2 separate regions of the Homo sapiens genome follow, and region 2 is linked to region 1. Evidence: read pairs that join two places in POLR2A ChIA-PET (ENCODE). Cell type or tissue: B cell. All regions are shown on one strand. Each heading gives the region's core, and the rest is flanking DNA. Links, peaks and the distances in the headings are about the cores only. Region 1 holds the start of LOC124901768 (a long non-coding RNA gene). Region 2 overlaps EZH2 (enhancer of zeste 2 polycomb repressive complex 2 subunit).

Region 1 (7,442 bases), core at 1,223-6,222:
GAATCATTTTGAAGAACAATTCAGACACAACCAAGTGATTGACAGTGGATGGGAAACCTTGGAGAAGCCTCGTAAGGTTTCCGGCGAGGGGCAGAGGCGATGATCATTCCGTGAATCAAAACAGGGAAGTTGAGTGAGGGAGGCAGTTCTGAAAAAGAGAAGGAAAGGATGACAAGGTTGGTAGTGAAGAGGTTGCTTGAAGTTCCAGTGAGATACTCATGTGGAACTAGCTGGCTGAAGCCGTGGGGTAGGAGATGTATCAAGGACAGGCACATTTGTGTAGGCCAAGGGCTGGAGAAGGCAGAGAAAGGGAAGCAGAGTCAGGCAGAAGGGAGGAGCTTCATGTGAGAGTTGGGTTAAGGAGAAGAAGGACTCAGCAGCCACTGGGTTTGTCAAGACAGAACTGGTGACCCGAGAAAGCAGGGGGATTCAAAAAAACATTTTAAAGGGAACATCTACTGGATGTGCCCAGTGGCATTCGGAACCCATTTGTATCCACCTCCCGGATACAGAATAGGAGGCTGGCAGTGAGTGGAAGGCAAAGAGACGGCCACGGTGTTGGGAGGAATCACAGTTTTTCTTTTCTTTTTTTAAGATGAAATCTTGCTCTGTTGCCCAGGCTGGAGCGCAGTGGCGAGATCTCGGCTCACTGCAGCCTCCGCCTCCGGGGTTCAAGCAATTCTCCTGCCTCAGCCTCCCGAGTAGCTGTGACTACAGGCATGCACCACTATGAGTGGCTAATTTTTGTATTTTTAGCAGAGATGCGGTTTCACTACGTTGGCCAGGCTGGTCTCAAACTCCTGACCTCAAGCAATCCGCCCACCTTAGCCTCCCATAGTGCCGCGATTAAAGGCGTGAGCCACCGCGCCCAGCTGGAATCGTCGTTTTTCAAGACGGTTAAGATGGGTGCATGTTTTCAGATGGTGGGGAAAATTGATATAGAAGAGGTGAGGGGTTAAGTTTTGGGGGGGCCACTGGAGTCAGGGACCACCTAGTTACACAATGCAATCAAAATTAACCTGAGGGCCAGGCGCAGTGGCTCACGCCTATAATCCCAGCACTTTGGGAGGCCTGAGGCAGGAGGATCACTTGAGCCCAGGAGTCTGAGACCAACCCAGGCAACATGGCAAGAATTTATCTCCACAAAACCATAAAAAAAAAATTAGCTGATTGTGGAGGCACACGCTTGTTGTCCCAGCTATTTGTTAGCTGAGGTGGGAGAATTGTTTGAGCCCAGGAGGTAGAGGCTGCAGTGAGCCATAATCACACCACTCCACTGCACCCCCAGCCTGGGAGCAAGACACTGTCTCAGAAAACAAAACAAAACAATCAAAAAACACACTGTGGCTCACGCCTGTAATCCTAGCACTTTCAGAGGCCAAGGCTGGAGGATCACATGGGGCCAGGAGCTGGAGACCAGCCTGGCCAACATGGTGAAACCCCATCTCTACTAAAAATACAAAAATTAGCCAGGTGTGGTGGCACCCGCCTGTAATCCCAGCTACTCAGGAAGCTGAAGCAGGAGAATCGCTTGAACCTGGGAGGTGGAGGTTGCAGACAGCGGAGATCGCACCACTGCACTCCAGCCTGGGCCACAGAGAGAGATTCAGTCTTGAAAAAATGAAAAATAAAAATACAAAAAAAATTAAATTAACCGGGCGTGGTGGTGCACATGTAATCCCAGCTACTTGGGAGGCTGAGGCAGGAGAATTGCTTGAACCCGGGAGGTGGAGGTGGCAGTGAGTCGAGATCGTGCTACTGCACTCCAGCCTGGGAGGCACAGAGAGAATCTGGATATATATTACCAACATGAGTTATCCCTGGTAATGTATACCTTGTTCCCCTGGCTGAGGTGTGTTTGTCAGCTTTCTCTGCCGTAAAGTGGCTCTTTTTACTTACTCTCTCTCCCCATACTGTACTTTTTGGTGGAAGTTTGACCAGGACAGTTTTTCAATGGTATTTCTCTTCCACAGGCCTGACTTTTCCTTTGTCACGACAACACTCACATCTGTGAATATACCCACATCCTACGTTTGCCGCCACGAATACTTCTTTCCTTTATTATCTTATTTTCCTCTATCATCTTCTTTTCTTTTCCTTGTGTACAGCTTTCTCTTGAGTCTTGCCAGTTGGTCTGCATTAGATGGTGAATAAATATCCATAGGAAGCAAAAACTTGGCAAGTGGGTGTTGCTGGAGCATGGGAGACAAACAGTTCCCGTGACCTCAGGTGATGAGGCTGTGAGCTGCAAAGGGAGTTGTTTTAATTGTAATGCTATCGGCAGTGACACATGTAGCAGTTAATCACCACATCAATCCATCTATAGCATAATTATCATCTCAGTTAAAACATCAGAGCCTGCTGGCAAGTATCATTAAGTCTAAATTGGATGCCTGGGCAATGTTCTAATTACAATATTTGAATTTTTAAAGTGAACTCATGGAAAGATTAGCTTCATGCTGTAATTATTGATTTCCACCTATTGGACAGGAATATGCACAATGTACTCTTGAAGTAAATGATCACTCTCTCCTTATAGCACTAAGGTGGGCTTATTTATATGATTAATTAAAGTAATTACATCTTGCTTCTTATAATAAAATATATATTAGAATATATTCAATTCTAATTACATCGTACATTATATTATAGAAAATATTTTGTTTGAGCTCAGGAGTTCAAGCCCAGCCTGATCAACATGGTGAGGCCCCGTCTCTACTAAAAATGCAAAACTTAGGCTGGGCATGGTGGCTCACGCCTGTAATCCTAGCTCTTTGGGAGGCCGAGACAGGCGGTCAGGAGATCGAGACCATCCTGGCTAACATGGTGAGACCCCCATCTCTATTAAAAATACAAAAAATTAGCTGGGCGTTGGTGGTGGGCACCTGTAGTACCAGCTACTCGGGAGGCTGAGGCAGGAGAATGGCGTGAACCCAGGAGGTGGAGCTTGCAATGAGCCAAGATCGCACCACTGCACTCCAGCCTGGCGGACAGAGCGAGACTCCGTCTCAAAAAAAAAAAAAAAAAAAAAAAAAAAAAAGCCGGGTATGGTGGTGTGCATTTGTAATCCCAGCTACTCAGGAGGCTGAGACAGGAGAATTGCTTCAAATCAGTAGGCGCAGGTTGCAGTGAGCCGAGATGGCACCACTGCACTCCAGCCTGGGCGACAGAGTGAGACTCTGTCTCAAAAAAAAAGAAAGAAATTAAACTATAGGGAAGTCATCTTTTGATTAAAATAGAAAATGTAATCCTTGGCATTGGGCCTCTGCTTTTTTAGGCTCCTGCTGTACAGATTTGGGAAGCACTGGCTCTGGTGAACAGGGCAAGCCTGCTGAAAATGTGACCTTTTTGGCCTTGTATTAGGCCATTCTTGCGTTGCTATAAAGAAATACTGGCCAGGCGCGGTGGCTCACGCCTGTAATGCCAGCACTTTGGGAGGCCTAGGTGGGCGGATCACGAGGTCAGGAGATCGAGACCCTCCTGGCTAACACGGTGAAACACTGTCTCTACTAAAAATACAAAAATATAAAAAAATCAGCCGGGCGAGGTGGCGGGCGCCTGTAGTCCCAGCTACTGGGGAGGCTGAGGCAGGAGAATGGCATGAACCCGGGAGGCGGAGCTTGCAATGAGCCAAGATGGCGCCACTGCACTCCAGCCTGGGCGACGGAGCGAGACTCCGTCTCAAAAAAAAAAAAAAGAAATACTGGAGACTGGGTAATTTATAAGAAAAGAGGTTTAAGTGGTTCACAGTTCTGCAGGCTGTAGAGTAAGCGTAGCACTGCATCTGCTTCTGGGGAGGCCTCAGGAAGCTTCCAATCATGGCAGCAGGTGAAAGAGGAACAGATGTGTCACATGACAGGAGCGGGAGGAAGAGTAGGGGGGAGGTGCCATACTGTTAACCAGATTTCGAGTACTCACTCACTATCTTGAGGGCAGCAGCGAGCCATGAGGGATCTGCCTCCATGATCCAATCACCGCCCCACCAGGCCCCACCTCCAACATTGGTGATTACAATTCAACATGAGATTTGGAGCAGACATCCAAACGATATCAGGCCTCTATCCTAAGGGCCACAGTGCCACCGTGGATGACCAAGTGGGCTGTGCCCTGCATGACTCTCGGAGCCACCATTCCTGCAGAGTCTAGAATGTAGACTGGACTGAGACTCATGCCCTGGAGTTGTACTAGGTGGCTGTGGACCGCCCATAAATTATGTAGGTGAGGGCAGGTGCTATGGCACATGCCCGTAATCCCAGCACTTTGGGAGGCTGAGGCAGGCGGATCACTTGAGGTCAGAAGTTCTAGCACAGCCTGGCCAACATGACGAAACCCCATCTCTACTAAAAAAGACAAAAATTAGCTGGGTGTGGTGGCATATGCCTGTAATCACAGCTATCAGGAGGCTGAGGCATGAGAATTGCTTGAACCCAGGAGGTGGAGGCTGCAGTGAGCCAAGGTTGCACCACTACACTCCAGCCAGGGTGACAGAATTGAGACTCTGTCAAAAAAAAAAAAAAAAAAAAGGCTGGGTATGGTGGCTCACGCTTGTAATCCCAGCACTTTGGGAGGCCGAGTTGCGCGGATCAGGAGATCAGGAGATCAAGACCATCCTGGCTAACACGGTGAAACCGCATCTCTACTAAAAATACAAAAAATTAGCCGGGCTTGGTGGCGGGCGCCTGTAGTCCCAGCTACTCGGGAGGCTGAGGCGGGAGAATGGCATGAAAAAAACAAAGCTCATTTTAACGTCTTAGCCATTTTAAGTGTACCGTACATTCAGTGTTAAGTGCATTCACATTGTACATAATCAATCTCCAGAATGTTTTCATCTTGCAAAAACTGAAACTCCATACTCAAAAATAACAACTTCCCATTCTAAGCTCCTCTCCCCCACAATCCAGCTCCATGGTCACCACCATTCTGCTCCCTGTGTGTATGAATTTGAGAACTCTAGTATTCTAATGTGGAAACACACCACAGCTGGTTTATCCATTCATCCATAGAGGAGCATTTGGGGTTTCCACCCTGTGGCTGTTGTGGATACTGGTGCTAGGAACATCAGTGTAACAAATGTCTGCTCGATTATTCTCTTACTTTGAAAAAACTTTCAAAAAACTAGTTTGAGCCCAATAGGCCTGATTTGCTCTAACGCTGGGTCCTGGATCGCTGGTTGTTGGATCTGAATCATACTGCAGTTTGCTTTCTCCAGACTGGGTAAGGAGCCACTCTTGTTCTCCCTGCAGCCCACTTTTCTGTCACAGGTATTGATATTGATCAATATCTTGCATCCCGGCGGGGCGCAGTGGCTCACGCCTGTAATCCCAGCACTTTGGGAGGCCGAGGTGGGCGGATCACCTGAGGTTAGGAGTTCCAGACCAGCCTGGCCAACATGGTGAAACTCCGTCTCTACTTAAAATACAAAAATTAGCCGGGCTTGGTGGCGCACGTGCCTGTAATCCCACACACTAGGGAAGCCGAGGCAGAATTGCTTGAACTTGGGAGGCGGAGGTTGCAGTGAGCTGAGATGGCGCCACTGCACTCCAGCCTAGGCAACACAGCAAGACATATATATATATGTCTTGCTATATATATAAAAAACCCCTACGTGTCTTTGCCTCTCTGTGCGCCCCCCACACTTACCCTGATGCTTCTTATGTGAGGAGCGGGAACACCGGGCTTTCTTTTGTTCTCCTGCGTGAAGGCTCCCAGGGAGCCTCACCTTCTCTGGGACTTGCCTGGAGCCTCTGCGAGAGGCGAGTATCGGCACCACCAGGCCAGCCCCGAGCAGCATCTCCCATGGGCTGTCCAGGTTCGAGCCAGCGCTTGTCACCCTGTCTGCGTCCTGCAGGGGGCGCCAGAGGCCCAGCGGTCGTTCGGCCCTGTCAGCTGGTTGACACCGAGGGCCAGGATTGCGCTCGTTTTTAAGTATAATATTTTAGGAACGCCGTGACCCCACCCACCTTGGCTGACTGACTTGTGAGATATGACCAAAAACAATGAATCGACATGGAGAAATTGGAACGCTTGCACTCTGCTGGTGGGAACAGAAAATGGTGCAGCCGCTGTGGAAAACAGTCTGGCAGTTCCTCAAAAAATTAAAAATAGCATTGCCGGCTGGGCGCGGTGGCTCACGCCTGTAATGCCAGCACTTTGGGAGGTCGAGGTGGGCGGATCACGAGGTCAGGAGATTGAGACCATCCTGGCTAACACGGTGAAACCCCGTTTTTACTAAAAATACAAAAAATCAGCCAGGCGTGGTGGCGGGCGCCTGTAGTCCCAGCTACTCGGGAGGCTGAGGCAGGAGAATGGCGTGAACCCGGGAGGCGGAGCTTGCAGTGAGCCGAGATCGTGCCACTGCACTCCAGCCTGGGCGACAGAGCAAGACTCCGTCTCAAACAAACAAAAAATTAGCATTACCTTATTTATGATTCACCAATTCCACTTCTGGGTGTGAACCCGAAAGAATCTGGCCGGGCACGGTGGCTCAAGCCTGTAGTCTCAGTGCTTTGGGAGACTGAGGTGGGAACATAGCTTGAGCTCAGGAGTTCGAGACCAGCCTGGGCAACATAGTGAGACCCCCGTGTCTGCAAATAATTTTAAAACTTGGCTGGGCACGGTGGCTCATGCCTGTAATCCCAGCACTTTGGGAGGCCGAAGCGGGTGGATCACTTGAGGTCAGGATTTCGAGACCAGCCTGGCCAACATGGTGAAACCTCAAATCTACTAAAAATACAAAAATTAGCTGGGCATGGTGGCACATGCCTGTAGTTCCAGCTACTTCGGAGGCTGAGACAAGAGAATCACTTGAACCTGGGAGGCGGAGGTTGCAGTGAGCCATGATAGCACCGTTGCATTCTAGTCTGGGTGACAGAGCAAGACCTTGTCTCAAAAAAAAAAAAAAAAAAAAAAAGAAAAAAGAAAAAAAGACTTGAAAGCAGGGACTAGAAGGGAAGATATGTGTACACCTGTGTTCATAGCAGCATAGTTCACAATTAGCCATAAGGTAGAAGCAACCAAGTACCCATCGAGGGACATGAATGAGTAAACGCAATGTGGTATGTACAGTCATCTACAGTCGTCCCTCGGTATCTGTGGGCAGTGGTTCCAGGACCCCTGCTGGATCCCAAAATCCATGGTTGCTTAAGCCCCTCATAAGATGGTGTAGAATTGCCGGGCGTGGTGGCTCACACCTGTAATCCCAGCACTTTGGGAGCCTGAGGTGGGTGGATCACGTAAGGTCAGGAGTTCGAGACCAGCCTGGCCAACATGGTGAAACCGTTTCTACTAAAAATACAAAAATTAGCCGGGTGTGGTGGTGGGTGCCTGTAATCCCAGCTACTCAGGAGGCTGAGGCAGGAGAATCACTTGAATCCAGGAGGTGGAGGTTGCGGTGAGCCGCGATCACACCATTGTACTCCCAGCCTGGGTGACAAGAGCAAAAC
Region 2 (7,442 bases), core at 824-5,823, 120 kb after region 1:
ATCTTTGAAAAATTTAAAAACCATATGTATTTACACAGTGTCCATTCAGTAGAAGTCGTTTAAATAAAGGCTTCTGCCAATATATGAATATTTAGAGCTGTATTTTATTATTTTACTTTTTTTGAGACAGGGTCTCGCTCTGTCACCTAGGCTGGAGTGCAGTGGTGTGAAGACAGTTCACTGCAGTCTCCACCTCACAGGCTCAAGAGATCCTCCCACCTCAGCTTCCTGAGTAGTTGGGACCACAGGTGTGCGCCACTACACCTGGCTTGCTTGCTTGCTTATTTATTGATTTGAGATGGGAGTCTCACTATATTGCCTAGGCTGGTCTTGAACTCCTGGGCTCAATCCTCCAACCTTGGCCTCCCAAAATGCTGGGTTTACAGGCTTGAACCACTGTACGTGGCCTTGAATCTGTGTTTTAATACTATGCTTACTTGGCTGTGGTGTTGTGAAAAGATCACTGAAAATGGAGTCAGAGGCCTGATTTGAGCCAGTCGTTTGTTGTGGGGGAAGGAGGTCAGGGGAGCTAACATCTAAAGGCTCACTATATGCCAGGCACAGAACCAAGTGTGTTTGCATGTATATTTCGTTTTTGTTGCCAGACTTTGAGGTAGGTTTTATGGATAAGGTCTTTAAGGCAATATCAGCTTCCTTTTAAAAAAGAAATTCCGGAAACTGAGTTTTAGGCTGAAGATCTCTAACTGGTAGTAGGGACAACTGAACCACAGGGTCCTAACTGACCCTGCGATTTATCTCCTTTTGCGGGGGGTTTCTTGATAATAGGGTGCACTTTACCTCATTTTTTGGCTCAAGCATGGATAGGCCACCCTTCCTTTTCATACCTATAGCTAAGCTTTACAAATGATATGCTGATAAGATACAAGCTACTCGTTATTCATGTGGGTTAATAGACCTGTTTGTTTGCTTGTTTTTAAGTCTATAGCCGCCCCACCCCCAATCTACAATTTCACCTTCTAAGGTTTTAGTTACTCATTCAAACTGCAGTCTGAAAATGTTACGATATTTTGAGAGAGAGAAGACTCTAGCTACGTAACTTTTGTAACAATATATTGTTATAATTGTTCATTTTACCATTAGTTATTGCTGTCAGTCTCTTACTGTGCCTTATTTATAAATTAAACTTCATGGGTATGTACGTATAGGAAAAAACATGGTATATTTAGAGTTTAGTACTATCTGCAGCTTTAGGCATCCGCTGTGGGGTTGGCGGGGGGCGGTCTTGGGAGATAAGTGGGGACTACTGTACAATTATCAGGCACACACAGGCTCTGGGATTTTACAAATGAGTAAAAGTGGTTCTTGCTGTTGAAGCACTTACAGTGGGAATAGAGTGAAATACATGAAAATGTGATTTTAATATGTTATAAATGCTATGATGGTGGGAGTTTGTTTTGTGTAAAACATCCTTTTAATTGGTACTTTAAATTTTAATATTCTTTCACAGGTCTACCTATTTAGTCTTACACTTTCAAAGAACTACCTGGATGCTGTAGATTTTCATGATATACTTTATTAGGTATGTTATTAATGGTAGAAACAGCATGGAAAGTCTTCCAGAATATTAGACAAGGACAGTTCTAGTACTAAAACATAAAATGCTAACTAATGTCTTCATCAAGACATAAAATATGTATCTTAAAAAATAAATTGTAAGCCAGGCGCAGTGGCTCACACCTGTAATCCCAGCACTTTGGGAGGCTGAGGCGGGTGGATCACAAGGTCAGGAGATTGAGACCATCCTGGCTAACACGGTGAAACCCTGTCTCTACTAAAAATACAAAAAATTAGCCTGGCGTGGTGGCGGGCACCGGTAGTCCCACCTACTTGGGAGGCTGAGGCAGGAGAATGGCGTGAACCCGGGAGGCAGAGCTTGCAGTGAGCGGAGATTGCACCACCGCACTCCAGCTTGGGGGACAGAGTGAGACTCCATCTCAAAAAAAAAGAAATTGTAATAACACCCACATTATACATCAGTGAAAACTAAACACGTTACTACCCTAGGCCTTATTGCACAGGGGTGCTACCTCCAAGGAGAAATTTGTCTAGGCAGCAGATGGACTAGAGGTGATTAGCCTATGAGCGAATGAGGCTACAGATCATTCCTTTTTATCTGATTCCTTTTCTTTCTAGTTCCTAGGCCTTGGAAGCACTAAGTGGTCTTAAGTAATTTGCATAGAATTAGTTGAGTTCATCTGTTAACTAACTAGCAGATAGGAAGAAAACTATTGTCATGAAATTATTTAAAAAATAATAATGCTCCAGTTTCTTCTCATCTTTGATGTCCTTTGGTCCTACCTCACTGCCTTCCTAACACCATTTTCTGCTTTACCTCAAAGCTGGGGTCATCTTGAGTTTAGCCTGCTTAATCCGAGTGACTGTCAGCTTTATTCCACTTTAGCAACTCGCAGGCAAGGCCACACTTGGAAACTTTTCACTTGGAATAGTTCTATCTTGGTGATTTCATCAGCCTTCTTTATGTCAAATACACTCAAATTCCTGCCCATTCTTATCTCTTCGTTCCCTTCAGGTCCTTAGTCCTTTTAATTTGTGACTTTCATTCTCCAGGTCCATTCTTATTAAATGTCTGCCAGCCAGACTTTAGTTGCCCCCTGTCCAGCTTTCTCTTGCTCAGACCTAAGATTTCTTTAGGTTCTTTCTTTGCCTTTTGAAATCCAGCTCAGCTTTTAAGATTGAGTTCCTTGTTACCTTTCCTGCCATCCTTCTGCAGTTCCTAATATTCTTTTCTTTCTCCCAAAGTGCTTTTGTATAAACAGTCAGCCTTCCATATCCGTGAGTTCCAAATCCATGGATCCTGAATTCATGGATTTAACCAGCTGCAGATAAAAAATATTCAGAAAAAAAAAGATGGTTGCATCTGTACTGAACATGTCTGTACTGTTTTGCTTGTCATTATTTTCTAAACAATACAGTATAACAACTATTTACATGGCATTTACATTGTATTAGGGATTATAAGTAATCTAGAGGTGATTTAAAGTATATGGGAGTCTCTTATATCCCAGGAAGCCAGGTAAAAAAAAAAAGTATATGGGAGGCTATGCATAGGTGATATGCAAATATTACACCACTTTATATCACGGACTTTTGAGCATCTGTGGATTTTGGTATCCGAGGGGTGTCCTGGAACCAGTTCCCCAGGGATACTGAAGTATGTCTGTCTATCTCATACTATATTTTTCCCTTTGTCTTAGGTAGACTATCAGCTCCATAGGGGCAAGGATTTAATAATATTTGTATATTCATTTTATTCAAGTTCGTATACACTGCTTGGGTCATAATATTTATTACATGCTTGAGAAAATGAATTTCTTCGCCCCTTTGTTACAGCTCTGAGTAAACAGCCATCTGCCTTCTCTGTCATCTGTTGGTGGTTGAGTATTTCTGTAGAAAGTTACCCATTGGCCTCAGGACTCTTACTCTAAATCTTCTTCTTAGGCAGTTTTCTCTGTGCATGAAGTTTTTATGTAAACAAATAGATGAAGCCTGCCCTACTCATTTATTTGCTCAAGCCAGAAAGTCACCTTCTTCTTCACTTTCCATATTTAAATCATCATTTGGTGGAATTTTGGCCTAAGCAACTCTTGAATTCACGTACTTTTCCCTGTCATCGCCAGTGTGGTGTAGAAGCCTCTGTCACCCCTTGTCGGGATGCTGTGCTGCAGCATCATCTAACCTGGTTGCAGTTATTCTTTCACTCCCTCACCGCACACCCTTTTACTTAAAACACTAAAAGTGGCTTCTCATTGTTCTTAAGATAAAGCACAAATTGTTAGTGTGGCCTGTAAAGCTTTGCATAGCCTGACAGAGAATGTCCTGCTAATAATTTGAAGGTACAGGATGATTTTAATACTTTAGGAGAAAATGTTCTAGGAAAAGACGCTTGTTTAGACTTAAGGTGAGGACTCTGCAGTATGAATTAGACATCTGGTGAACTATAAGCTGTCCCCGCATTTAAACATAATTGGTTCTGAGAGCCTGCAACTAAAGATAAGGCAGAAGAATTTACTTTGCATTTCCTGCATTCCTCTTTTCGCTTGATAGCAGAAACCCCTCATGTTAATAAAGGTGGCACAAGAGGCAAAAATACAGACTTTATCACAGTGTTTAAGGAGAGGTGCATGATTAAGTGTGTGGGGAGAGAGTACCTTTGTACATTTTATTATATGGTGAACTGTATGTTTTCTACTTTTAGTACTGTTTGTAAATTTTACTTCTTCTTGGATTTACCTTTTTCAGTTATATTATTCCATTATGCCTTGCTACTGTAACAGCTAATGATGAAAAACAGGATCTGTCTTTATATTTTCTTCCCTCCACAAATGTGGATCTCATAGAGTTGAAAACTAGGTTGTGATATAGTATAGTATACCTAATTCCTGTAATGGGATCATGTTCCTATAATATGGCCGCAATTTAGTGTAGAATTTTTGTAAATAAAAGTGTATTTTAAGTTTAACTTAAACTTTCAATGAAGTGTTTTAAGGATTTAACCATGCAGCACAAATGAGCACCTTTCTGTAAATGCCAACAGTGTAATATGTGTCATTTCTTCACTGATTGTTAGTTTGCTGCGGATTAAAACACAGGTGATCATATTCAGGCTGGTTAGATTAGTGATTTTAATATGAAACCATTGCTTTTAGAATAATCATGGGCCAGACTGGGAAGAAATCTGAGAAGGGACCAGTTTGTTGGCGGAAGCGTGTAAAATCAGAGTACATGCGACTGAGACAGCTCAAGAGGTTCAGACGAGCTGATGAAGTAAAGGTATAATTTTATCTTTTGTGAAAATGAATATACAATTAAGGATAGGTTTTTTCCCCTCCTAAGTTCAATAAGTTTTTATTTAAAATAATTCTAGCCAAGTTTGTATTTACAATAAGATGAGTGAATACTTGGAAGCTTAGGTTCTTGATCTGTCTTAACATTATACCATGCACATTAATCAGTCTTTGTTTAGTATACTTTTATTTGCATATGCAGCTGCAGAAATGCCTCCCTAAATATAAAGGGATGCATTTCATGATTTTATGTTTCTAAAGTCATTGTGATTAAAAAAAAAAATACACACACACACACACACACACACACACACACACACACACACACAGTCAACAAAGAAAGGATGGCAATCGTTTCCTGTTCTCTAACCACTTGCAATAAAATAACAGATGTGGTGTTTTTGTATTATTTGAATGTGGGAAACTATAGTGTAAAATCTATATGCACCTAAGAAAATGTTCTTGATATTTTTGAGGATACACTAGATTTTTAACCTGCTTTACAGGTGTTATACATTTTCTAACAATGAACAATTTCTCCTTTCCTCTCCTTCATTTTTTTTTTTAAGAGTATGTTTAGTTCCAATCGTCAGAAAATTTTGGAAAGAACGGAAATCTTAAACCAAGAATGGAAACAGCGAAGGATACAGCCTGTGCACATCCTGACTTCTGTGAGCTCATTGCGCGGGACTAGGGAGGTTGGTTAACATAACATGTTGTAGTAATTATCATCATCTTTTGGTTTATGCTATTGGAACATTTGTTTGGTTATTGGGAGGAAATCATTGACCTCAGGGTGTCCATCTTTTTATTGCTATTTCTTTTTAATGTGCAACTGTTAATGACTGCTGTAGATCACACTATTAGCTATTCCTATAACAGAGTTCTAAGTGTTTGGAATATACTTTGAACTAGGTAGATGCCTAGATTTTATAAGAATGTTGATTTAAAAAAAAAAGCTTTTAAATCAAATACTCTTTAATGTCCTCATCAGATCACTATTTAGAGCAAGGTTTTCTGACTCACTGTTGTAACCCCAATTTGAATTAGCCATGTGGTAAGAAATGTTTTAATATTCATGGACAAGAAAGCTTTTTATTATATATTTTGTTCAAAGGCTAAGCCTCTCTATAAGAATTTTTAAATTTCTTGTTGAGAGATTGGAATTTCTTTTTCTATAGTACTTTCTGAACGAGCTAGCTCTTAATTACTCCAAGAGTTTCCTATTTTCAAAGAAAGGCAGTAAATCTATGGTAGAATCTATAATTAAATATCCCGTTAAAACATGATTGCAGCAAGATGAGAAGAAAATGGCAAAAGTCTAAATAGCTTAGGCATTTCTGTTTTTAAGTGCCTGTGTTGTATAGAAAGACATGGCATAGGATATTTAAAGGGGAGTTGAAGCAAAAGGGGAAAGAGCGAGTTGGAATTAAAATTGCACTATGTAGTAGATTGTTTATCTGAATGTCTAAATATGGGAAGCACCTAAACAATGGAATTTGTTTTAAGATAATTTTTCAACGAGTAGCCATTTTTAATATAACATTATTGTAACAAGCAACAATTTGCTATTGTATGAGGCCTTCTGGAGATTGTGTGACATATGAGCTTCAAAGACTTGTCAGTGATATCCCAGTAGCAACAGACATAATCCTAATGCAGATTTTAGTGATATTCTGGTGGTCTTGATGGTGACACTTGGAATGATTCTTAGTCATTTATGCGTTTTGTTAGGTGACACCTCTGTAAAGCTCTGACTTATAATTGTATAAATATTGATTATACAGTGACACTTTCCTCCTCATCTGGTACAGGCCAGAGCCTAGATGTTAGAGGTCAGTGGCATGGGGGAAAGGGATTCTTTTTGATGCCCATCAGAACGTTCTTAAAGGGAATAAGGATGGGGCTTTTAAGTAATTGCTTTGAAAGTTTTTATTTGGTGACCTTTTAGAAATGTTGAATTGAAAGAAAAACCTCATTTTCTCTCTGGAGGAATAAATCTTAGAAATTTGGAGAAATTAGGTAGATTCACATGGAAAACTTATTTTTGCCACCCATTATGAATCTCAGAATGCTATCAAAAGCCTAACTTAGGTTTATAATAAAAGTCAACAGCAATAATGAATTGTGTCACTGTGCTAGGTACTTTGTACACATTACCTCTTTTAATCTTCATGATAAGGAAGGAGTATTACACTTTTTTTTTTTTAATCCAGGCAAGGAAACTGAGCCTTAGAAGCATTTAGTCAGTTTGCCTGCTCTAATGATCTGATGTGGGCCCAGAAGAGCACACTTTGCTCAGACACATGAAGTATTAGTGAAGTACATTATTGACATACAACTTGAATTGCTCATAGTATATTTGGCATTAAATTTAAGAGTATTGTTTGTTCAAGTGGATATTTACTAATTGAAATTTTCTTTTAATTTTGTCAAATGGAGACAAATCGTTGAATATAAAGATACCTAATGTTCGTGAGTTTATGTGAAAAATTGGGAGAAGAAATCAGCATTTTAATAAAACAAAATTGTTTTCTAAAGTTAGTACTTCCACAGTACCACACACACACGCAGATTGAGAATAAACATTTTCACAGAGTATGGGGGAAAAGGAGG

What was found. ChIA-PET counts read pairs that join two places held together with the same protein. Peaks named below come from ENCODE experiments on the same cell type or tissue, not always from the same donor. Only the 100,000 strongest peaks of a DNase experiment are listed, where the experiment ranks them.
Region 2: POLR2A ChIA-PET joins it to region 1 with 13 read pairs; 9 of 35 experiments call an interaction of 5 or more read pairs at or near these places.

The regions. Positions count from the first base shown.
Region 1 is chr7:148,965,361-148,972,802 of GRCh38, reverse strand. It overlaps LOC124901768 (a long non-coding RNA gene), which reads right to left and starts at 5,769. Exons shown (of 2, transcript XR_007060580.1): 1 at 5,641-5,769; 2 at 2,033-2,245. RefSeq lists an enhancer at 5,676-5,725. In B cell, for the core only: CTCF peaks have their summits at 5,655 and 5,857 (motif pointing right); a DNase peak (open chromatin) is centred at 5,862; H3K4me3 peaks cover 674 bases.
Region 2 is chr7:148,844,552-148,851,993 of GRCh38, reverse strand. It overlaps EZH2 (enhancer of zeste 2 polycomb repressive complex 2 subunit), which reads left to right. Exons shown (of 20, transcript NM_004456.5): 2 at 4,689-4,812; 3 at 5,396-5,524. The coding sequence starts at 4,696. Among named protein-coding and RNA genes, the nearest start is that of EZH2, 36 kb to the left of the region's middle. In B cell, for the core only: no CTCF peak of the experiment used is centred there; no DNase peak of the experiment used is centred there.